Regions from separate parts of the Homo sapiens genome. Here region 2 is linked to region 1. A link is an interaction called in ENCODE POLR2A ChIA-PET data of the cell type or tissue named here. Cell type or tissue: GM12878. All regions are shown on one strand. Links, peaks and the distances in the headings refer to the core of each region. The heading gives the core; the rest is flanking DNA.

Evidence for each region. ChIA-PET counts read pairs that join two places held together with the same protein. Peaks named below come from ENCODE experiments on the same cell type or tissue, not always from the same donor. Only the 100,000 strongest peaks of a DNase experiment are listed, where the experiment ranks them.
Region 2: POLR2A ChIA-PET joins it to region 1 with 6 read pairs; 2 of 35 experiments call an interaction of 5 or more read pairs at or near these places.

Annotation. Positions count from the first base shown.
Region 1 is chr14:77,657,211-77,661,280 of GRCh38, forward strand. No RefSeq gene overlaps it. Among named protein-coding and RNA genes, the nearest start is that of SPTLC2, 43 kb to the left of the region's middle. In GM12878, for the core only: no CTCF peak of the experiment used is centred there; no DNase peak of the experiment used is centred there.
Region 2 is chr14:77,540,456-77,544,525 of GRCh38, forward strand. The region is part of intron 9 of SPTLC2 (serine palmitoyltransferase long chain base subunit 2); the gene reads right to left. Among named protein-coding and RNA genes, the nearest start is that of ISM2, 44 kb to the left of the region's middle. RefSeq lists an enhancer at 2,099-2,600. In GM12878, for the core only: no CTCF peak of the experiment used is centred there; a DNase peak (open chromatin) is centred at 1,549; H3K4me3 peaks cover 516 bases; H3K27ac peaks cover 1,697 bases.

The DNA.
Region 1 (4,070 bases), core at 719-3,218:
ATGATCATGCCACTGCACTGCAGCCTGGACAACAAAGCAAGAACCTGTCTCAAACAAACAAACAAACAAACAACCTTCCTCCCCTCCCCACCAAAAAACCAGTGGGAACAGTCACTGCTCCTCCCCCACACCCACCAGGAGAGGAGGGAGCAGTGGGGCAGAGAGAGTTCCGGAAGTTCCACTCATTAAGCTTCCTTTGCAGGAAGGAAACATCAGAAATGAGGAAGACGGTTCCCCCGTCATATCCTTTCCTTACATCAGTGGTCCTGTCCTCTGCCCATGACATCTTTCTTCCTTGTGGGGTCAGTGACCAGATGACTTCTGCATCCCTGGTGTTTTTCTGATCGTCTTATTCTTCTGCCTGTCCCTACTGTGTCCTGGGAACTCTCTGTTAACTTGAGGCTTTCCACGGTGCTGCATATAGACAAGGCCCTGACTCAGGACACAGAGAGAATCATGATGCTTCCAACGAACTTGCTATTTTGAGAATAAGGTTTCATTTTCTTTTTTCCTGGCCGTCTTTGTCCAAGCCTTTTTTTTTTTTTTTTTTTTTTTTGAGATGGAGTTTCACTCTTGTTGCCCAGGCTGGAGTGCAATGGTGCGATCTCGGCTCACCACAACCTCCGCCTCCCAGGTTCAAGCGATTCTCCTGCCTCAGCCTCCCCAGTAGCTGGGATTATAGGCATGTGCCACCATGCCTGGCTAATTTTGTATTTTTAGTAGAGACAGGGTTTCTCCATGTTGGTCAGGCTGGTCTCGAACTGCCGACCTCGGGTGATCCGCCCGCCTTGGCCTCCCAAAGTGGTGGGATTACAGGCGTGAGCCACCGCGCCCGGCCTTGTCCAAGCCTTTGAGGCTATTGTTTTGTTAAATCATCCATGCGGATGGAACAAACCAACTTTGCAAGAATGTTGTATGAGTGTGAAATCTTCACTTAAAAAAACAAAACAAAACAAAACAAATACTTTCTAAGGGAGGATCCTTTTGTTTTATGGGTGGGAATGTGGTTCTGGAATTTACTTAATGTCCAGCAAGAAGAGGCAGTGAGCCAGCAGAAAATGAAAAACCTGCCATCCATTTTGATAGCTTGGTGATAATATATACATCTTCTGCATATGTATAGCTATTTCAAAGGCTGATTACATTTATTTCCTGTAAAATGGGAATCCAGTGAAATAGCTATACTTTCTTCTGCTGCTCTTTAAAATTCATGCTTCTCACCCACTGAATCACTAGTCAATGTCGTTGCATCTCCACCCTTGGATATTCCAATCCTCTCTTCTTCACAGTTGATTTGAAAAACAAAAAGCTTGCTATGAGTTAGTATTCAAGGCTGGTAGCCTTTAGGTCATCTTTGATATTTCTATCTAAATTATGTGTCTACAAAATCCTCATCATTCTTGCTTTTCTCTCTTAGATTCACTCTTCCACTTATTTTTTTCTTCAAATTTACACAAGGAAAACCTGAACGCAAAGTACAGAATTGCATAGAGTAAAAAGTGAGAGGTGCCCATGACAGTTGTTTGTTTCATGGCTACAGATTCTCCCTATCCCAATCCATAGGCCCTTTGGCAACGTAGCTGTGCCATGCATGTCACCAAGAGTTTCAGTCTGTTTCCTCATCCCTTGAAACCGGGCTAACTTCTGACTTGCCTTGAACAGCAGAGCATGACAGACATGATATTGTTGAGTTCTAGAGCCTCGGCCTTCAGGACTCCTGCTGCTTCTGCTTTGGTGGTCTTGGACTGCTGTCCTGGGACACCACAGAAGCCACTCTAGCCTCCTGGGTGATGAGAGGCCATGTGGGCACCTGGGGAAGCCCAGCTGGCAGCCAGCACTAGGTGAATGCAGCTGCATCAGTGAGTTCAGGGGAACCTAGTCGAGGAGCTACCAAGCCAACCCACAGAATCAGGAAAAATAACAAGTTATTGTTCTAAGACTCTAAGTTTGTCATGCAGCAAAGGACAACTGAAACTGTCACCATCACCTCTCTGTTGATCCCACTCTTCTTAGACCTTTTTCTTTTTTTAAATTTAATTAATTTTTTGGGGGGATAGGGTCTTTCTCTGTTGCCCAGGCTGGAGAGCAGTGGCACGATCATAGTTCACTGCAGACTCGACCTCCCAGGCTCAAGCAATCCTCCCACCTCAGCCTCCCAAGTAGCTGGGACTACAGGTGTATGCCACCATGCCTGGCTAATTTGTTATTATTATTATAATATTTTGTAGAGACAGGGTCTTGCTATGTTGCCCAGGCTGGTCTCAAACTCCTGGGCTCAAGCGATCCTCCCACCTGGGCCTCCCAAAGTGTTGGGATTACAGGTGTGAGCCACTGTGTCCAGCCTTCTCAGACCTTTTTCTTCACATTATCAATATCCATGTGTATATACTAAAGTTAAAAAAATCTTAGGAGGCTGAGGCAGGCGGATTGCCTGAGCTCAGGAGTTCACGACCAGCCTGGGCAACATGGTGAAACCGTCTCTAGTAAAATACAAAAAATTAGCTGGGCGTGGCGGCGTGTGCCTGTAGTCCCAGCTACTTGGGAGGCTGAGGCAGGAGAATTGCTTGAACCCGGGAGTGGAGGTTGCAGTGAGCCGAGACTGCACCTCTGCACTCCAGCCTGGGCAACACAGCAAGACTCCATCTCAGGAAAAAAAAAAAATCGGTGGGATCACACTTTACATACTGACATATTTTCACATGATACACATGGATTGCATAATTCTTTTAAACCCCATAGAGTCCATCATTATACAGATGAGCCACAGTGTATTTAGCTAGTTCCTGTTAACGGACATTTAGGCAATTTCTATTTTTTCACTACTATAAACAGTGTTGCAATAAATGATCTTGTGCTTTCAAGTTTCTCTTCTCTGATCCATCCTGTTTACCACTGCCTGGGTTAAGGGAGGGGCAGAAACAGAATATCAGTAGGCACTTGGGGGCTTCTGGATAATTACTGCAGGGATTTGGTCCTTGTACCTGACCCCTAGAGGCTAACCTCTGCTCTCAAGAAAACAGAGATTTGTGCACCGCTGGCCACCACTGCTCCTCTCCCTCATTACCATCCTCTTGGGCATGATTAAAGGATTGGAGATGACACACAAAGATTTGTAAAGGAAGACGGAGCTACAGTTGCATATTAGGGATGCTGAAGAAGCACAGGGACCCCAGCAGCCTTCGTGGTGTGGGCCTATTTAAGAGGGTCTGCACTCACAGAGCACTCAAAATTCCCTGGAGTGGCCAGGCGTGGTGGCTCACACCTGTAATCCCAGCACTTTGGAAGGCTGAGGTGGGTGGATTGCCTGAGGTCAGGAGTTCAAGACTAGCCTGGCCAACATGGTGAAACTCCGTTTCTACTAAAAAATACAAAAAAATTAGCCAGGCGTGGTTGCAGGTGCCTGTAATCCCAGCTACTTGGGAGGCTGAGGCAGGAGAATCGCTTGAACCCAGGAGGCGGAGGTTGTGGTGAGCCGAGATCGCACCATTGCACTCCAGCCTGGGCAACAAGAGTGAAACTCCGTCTCAAAAACAAAACGAAACAAAACAAAATTCCCTGGAGTGTTCTGTGCTGTCTGGAGGTGTTTTTGGAATCTACCTAATTGGCCGAGGTGTTGTAGGAAAGGATATGGGGGAGTGTGGGTGTCTATGATGAGAGGAGGGTGCAGGGAATGGGCTTTGCATCTTGCAGAGGGATTTCTGCCAGAGGTGAGTGTGGGCACGTCACGGGGGCTGCTGACGGGGTGCTGTATGTGCCTGAGTGTGGATGTGACCAAACTTGGGGATATGTTGCTGTTAAATGAAGCGAGGCATTACCATGGCAACATAGCTCTCTGCTCCCAGCCAGATGCCAAGCCCTTAAATTATATTTTTCCGGCTGAAAGCACCTCAATTGCCTCTGGTCTCCAAAGCAATGGGACCGTGGGAGCACCAGATGCCTCACCGTTGTCTCCAACCTTTCGACAAAGCCCAAGAGGCGATAAGCAGGGGAGATGGCACAGGGGGCACGGGTGAATTTTGTTTGTTGGGGGGGGGTGCCTGGGAGTAGTGTCTGGTGAAGGGGGCTGGAGA
Region 2 (4,070 bases), core at 554-3,053, 120 kb before region 1:
TATTTTTACTTTTATTTTTTAATTTTTTAAATTTTTTGAGACGGAGTCTTGCTCAGTTGCCCAGGCTGGAGTGCAGTGGTGTGATCTTGGCTTACTGCAACCTCTGCTTCCTGGGTTCAAGTGATTCTCTTGCCTCAGCCTCCCGAGTAGCTGGGACTACAGACGGCCGCCACCACACCTGGCTAATTTTTGTATTTTTAGTAGAGATGGGGTTTCGCTATGTTGTCCAGGCTGGTCTCGAACTCCTGACCTCAAGCGATCACCCACCTTAGACTCCCAAAGTGCTGGGATTACAGGCGTGAGCCACCGCACCCAGCACATTTTATTATTTTAAAGGTAGATCTCTCTCATTGCTAACATTTAATTATGGCATAAGTCCATATATACCAGTTCCACTGAGGGGAAATGAGTGATATAATGCATGTTTAGTTGCAGAAGTAGTTTAGAACTACAAATATGCCATATATAATCTGTTCACAGAACCAAAAATATGTGTAACATGTAAAATCTAAGAATAAGGCAAAGTGTAACTGTACTCAGAAGGTATGCTTGCAAAACATTTTATTTATTTATTTATTTATTTATTTATTTATTTTGAGTCAGGGACTCACTCTGTCACCCAGGCTGGAGTGGTGTGATCTCAGCTCACTGCAATCTCCGCCTGCCAGGCTCAAGTGATCCTCCTGTCTCAGCACCTCAAGTAGCTGGGACTATAGGCATAAGCCACCATGCCTGGGTAATTTTTGTATTTTATTTTATTTTTTTGTAGAGACAGGGTTTCACCATGTTGCCCAAGCTGGTCTTGAACTCCTGGGCTCAAGTGATCCACCCGTCTTGGCCTCCCAAAATGGTAGGATTACAGGTTTAAGCCACCAGGCCCGGCCTACAAAATTTAAATATAAATAACAAACTAATTCTTACCAAAAGCAGCACATTCATCTATCAAGAGTAACCTCTTCCTAGCAATGCCTTATGATGGCCTACTTTCATTTAAATTACTATTTTGAACTTAGAAATGCAAGGACTCTGTGCACACAGACTGGATGATCTGGATATACACCCATTTAGAAGCGGGGGGTCCATGTGGAAATGTGTTCTAACAGTAGGTCATCAAATTTTCTTTTTTAAAAAAGAAGCAGTCTTTCCTTTGCTCATCTTTTAAAATGATCAATGGTCACTTTCTTTGAACAGCTCTAAAGTGGGGGGAGAAGGCAGCAGATAACACTTTAAACTCTTGTCACACTTTCCAGATCAGTAAATTATATACTCATCACAAGCATCTAGATGGGATGCATCATGAATATATCTAAGAATATCTAGGCCAGGTGCAGTGGCTCAAGACTGTAATCCCAGTGCTTTGGGAGGCCAAGGCGGGTGGATCACCTGAGGTCAGGAGTTCCACACCAGCCTGGCCAACATGGAGAAACCCCGTCTCTACTAAAAATACAAAGAGTAGCCAGGCATAGTGGCACGCGCCTGTAGTCCCAGCTACTCAGGAGGCTGAGGCATGAGAATGGTTTGAACCTGGGAAGCGGAGGTTGCAGTGAGCCAAGATTGTGCCACTGCACTCCAGCCTGGGCAACAGAGTGAGACAGACTCTGTGTCCGGAAAAAAAAAAAAAAACCAAGAAAAACCCACAAAGAATATCTGAAAGTACCAAGTGAAAAGTGAAGAAGGAAGTAGGGTGAGAGGGAGAGTAGAGCATGTAAAGAAAAAAAAAGTCAGTGAAGATATTTTTAAAAACCAGAGTATACTGGTATTTGAATTTATTTCTTTTGTGTTTTTTTTCACATTATCTCACAGAAAGATAAAGAATCTTATCTAAAAGCTCAAAATGAAAATAAAAGAAATATTAGCTAACAGGACAGATTGATTTTAACAACATGTTTCCCGTAAGTCCTAACTAAATGGCACTGGAAAATCTTTCTGTTAAGAAAAGGAAAATAAATGGACCTTCAACAGGCTCTTTATAAGCAAAGGCATTTTCGTGCCCCAGAGAACAGTCTTGTAAAAGGGAGATTTATAAGGGACTTCCAGGAAGCAAGAGTTCAGTAATTTTCTAACACTGAAGCAAAGCAACGGGAACTAGGTTTACCATCTCCAAGACACAACCCCTATTTTGCTAGACTGGCGACAAATATCAAAGTGCTCAGCCGGGGCCACTGTCAAGCTAAAGAACATCAAAGCAGACAGATCTGCGTCTTCATATCCTAGGGATGCTGTTCTAAAGCAGCCCCTTGGTTTCCTATCTCCCTGTAAGAACTAGAACTGCTTTTGCTAACACCAAGTACTGCACAGTAAATTCCTCTTAAAAGCACAGTTTATCACCCCCACCCTCTTGTGGCTTAATCCTTTAATTCATTTCAATGCCAAAAACTAGGATTTCCTGAGGACTGCCACAGGATGTATGACAAGCAGCAGGGGCAAGCTTAAAGTTGCTGATTCAATATAATCAGAAGTTTAAAAGAATGGTTGCTAATGCACAGCCAGAAACAGAGGGCCCTCCACAAAAGGCAGAAAAGAGGCCAAGTGCCTGTGAAAAATCAAGGAACTGAGTTTTAACGGGTGCCAACCCACAGGCAGGACAGAAAGTCTTTTGTTTGTTTGTTTTTGAGACCAAGTCTCACTCTGTTGCCTGAGCTGGAGTGCAGTGGCACGATCTCAGCTCACTGCAACCTCCACCTCCCGGGTTCCAGTGATTTTCCTGCCTCAGCCGCCTGAGTAGCTGGGACTACAGGCGTGCACCACCACACCCGGCTAATTTTTGTATTTTTAGTAGAGACACGGTTTCACTACTATGTTGGCCAGGCTGGTCTCCAACTCTTGATCTCGAGTGATCCGCCCACCTTGGCCTCAGAAAGTCTTAATGGACCATTCTACTGTCCTCTGTTGGGGCTGGAACATATCACAGGCTACTCTGAGACAAAGAGATAAGGAACGTAAACACTGTAGTAATGTATCTACCCACAGATGAAGACAGCTAGCAAATAAAGGTAATCTCTGGTAAAGGCTTGGCTTGGATTTAAGTTAACAGTTTTAGAGGTAGAAGGCAATACAATAAGACAATCAGAGTTTTACAAAACGGTTAATACTAAACATTTTAACAACTTTATAGTGGGCAAGGCCATTTGTAGGTTATGTACTAAGTAATTTGAGGATTAATAGGTTATAAAAATACAAGCAGCCCCCCCCAAAAAAAGTAAAACAAAAATAATTAATTCCAACTAGCCTTAGGAACCATGACCACAGATCTCTGAATGCTTAGTTCTGTTTTCCTGCTGCACCTAACTGGTTTCTAACTTCTCCACCTATGCCACTGATTCAATCAGCCAGAATCATCAGCTGTTCAGAAGGGAGTGTCAGCATCCCAGGCATTTAGAGTTCCAGAAACAACCAAAAATGGCAACTTAGCTCTGCCAGCAAATGCCTGTCTTACAAGCCAAACATCTCCCTCATTTGTATCTTGACTTCCAGTTTCTTTTCCTTTTTCAATTACCATCAATCAGTAGAGCTGCTTTGGTACTGAGGTAAAAAAGTTAAAAGGAAAAAAAGAGGATTGTCAAAAAGACAATCCTCTTTTTTATTTTCTAGAGATAGGGTTTCCCTCTCTCATCCAAGCTGGAATGCAGTGGTGTGATCATAGCTGGGTTTGTGCAATCCTCCGCCTTGGCCTCCCAAGTAGCTAGGATTACAGACGTGTACCACCACACTTGGCTAATTTTTAGAATTTTTTGTAGAGACAGAGGCTCACACTATGTCACCCAGACTGGTCTCAAACTCCTGACCTCAAGTGATCCTCCAGCTTCAGCCTCCCAAAATGTTACGATTACATCCCAAAATGTCAGGATTACCATATCCAGCCTAAGGTTTTCTTTTCAATGCATATTCTAGGGCCTCATCCACCAAGACTCAGTAGGGTGGGTGGAACAAACTAGAATCTTCATTTTTAACAAGCAGCAGTGGTTCTGAAATGGGGCCTTACATGAGAAGCATCTGGGGTGCTTTTAAATAACACCATGCCATGGCAGGGAGGCCTCGCCTTGAGATACTCAATGGGTCTACAGAAGGTC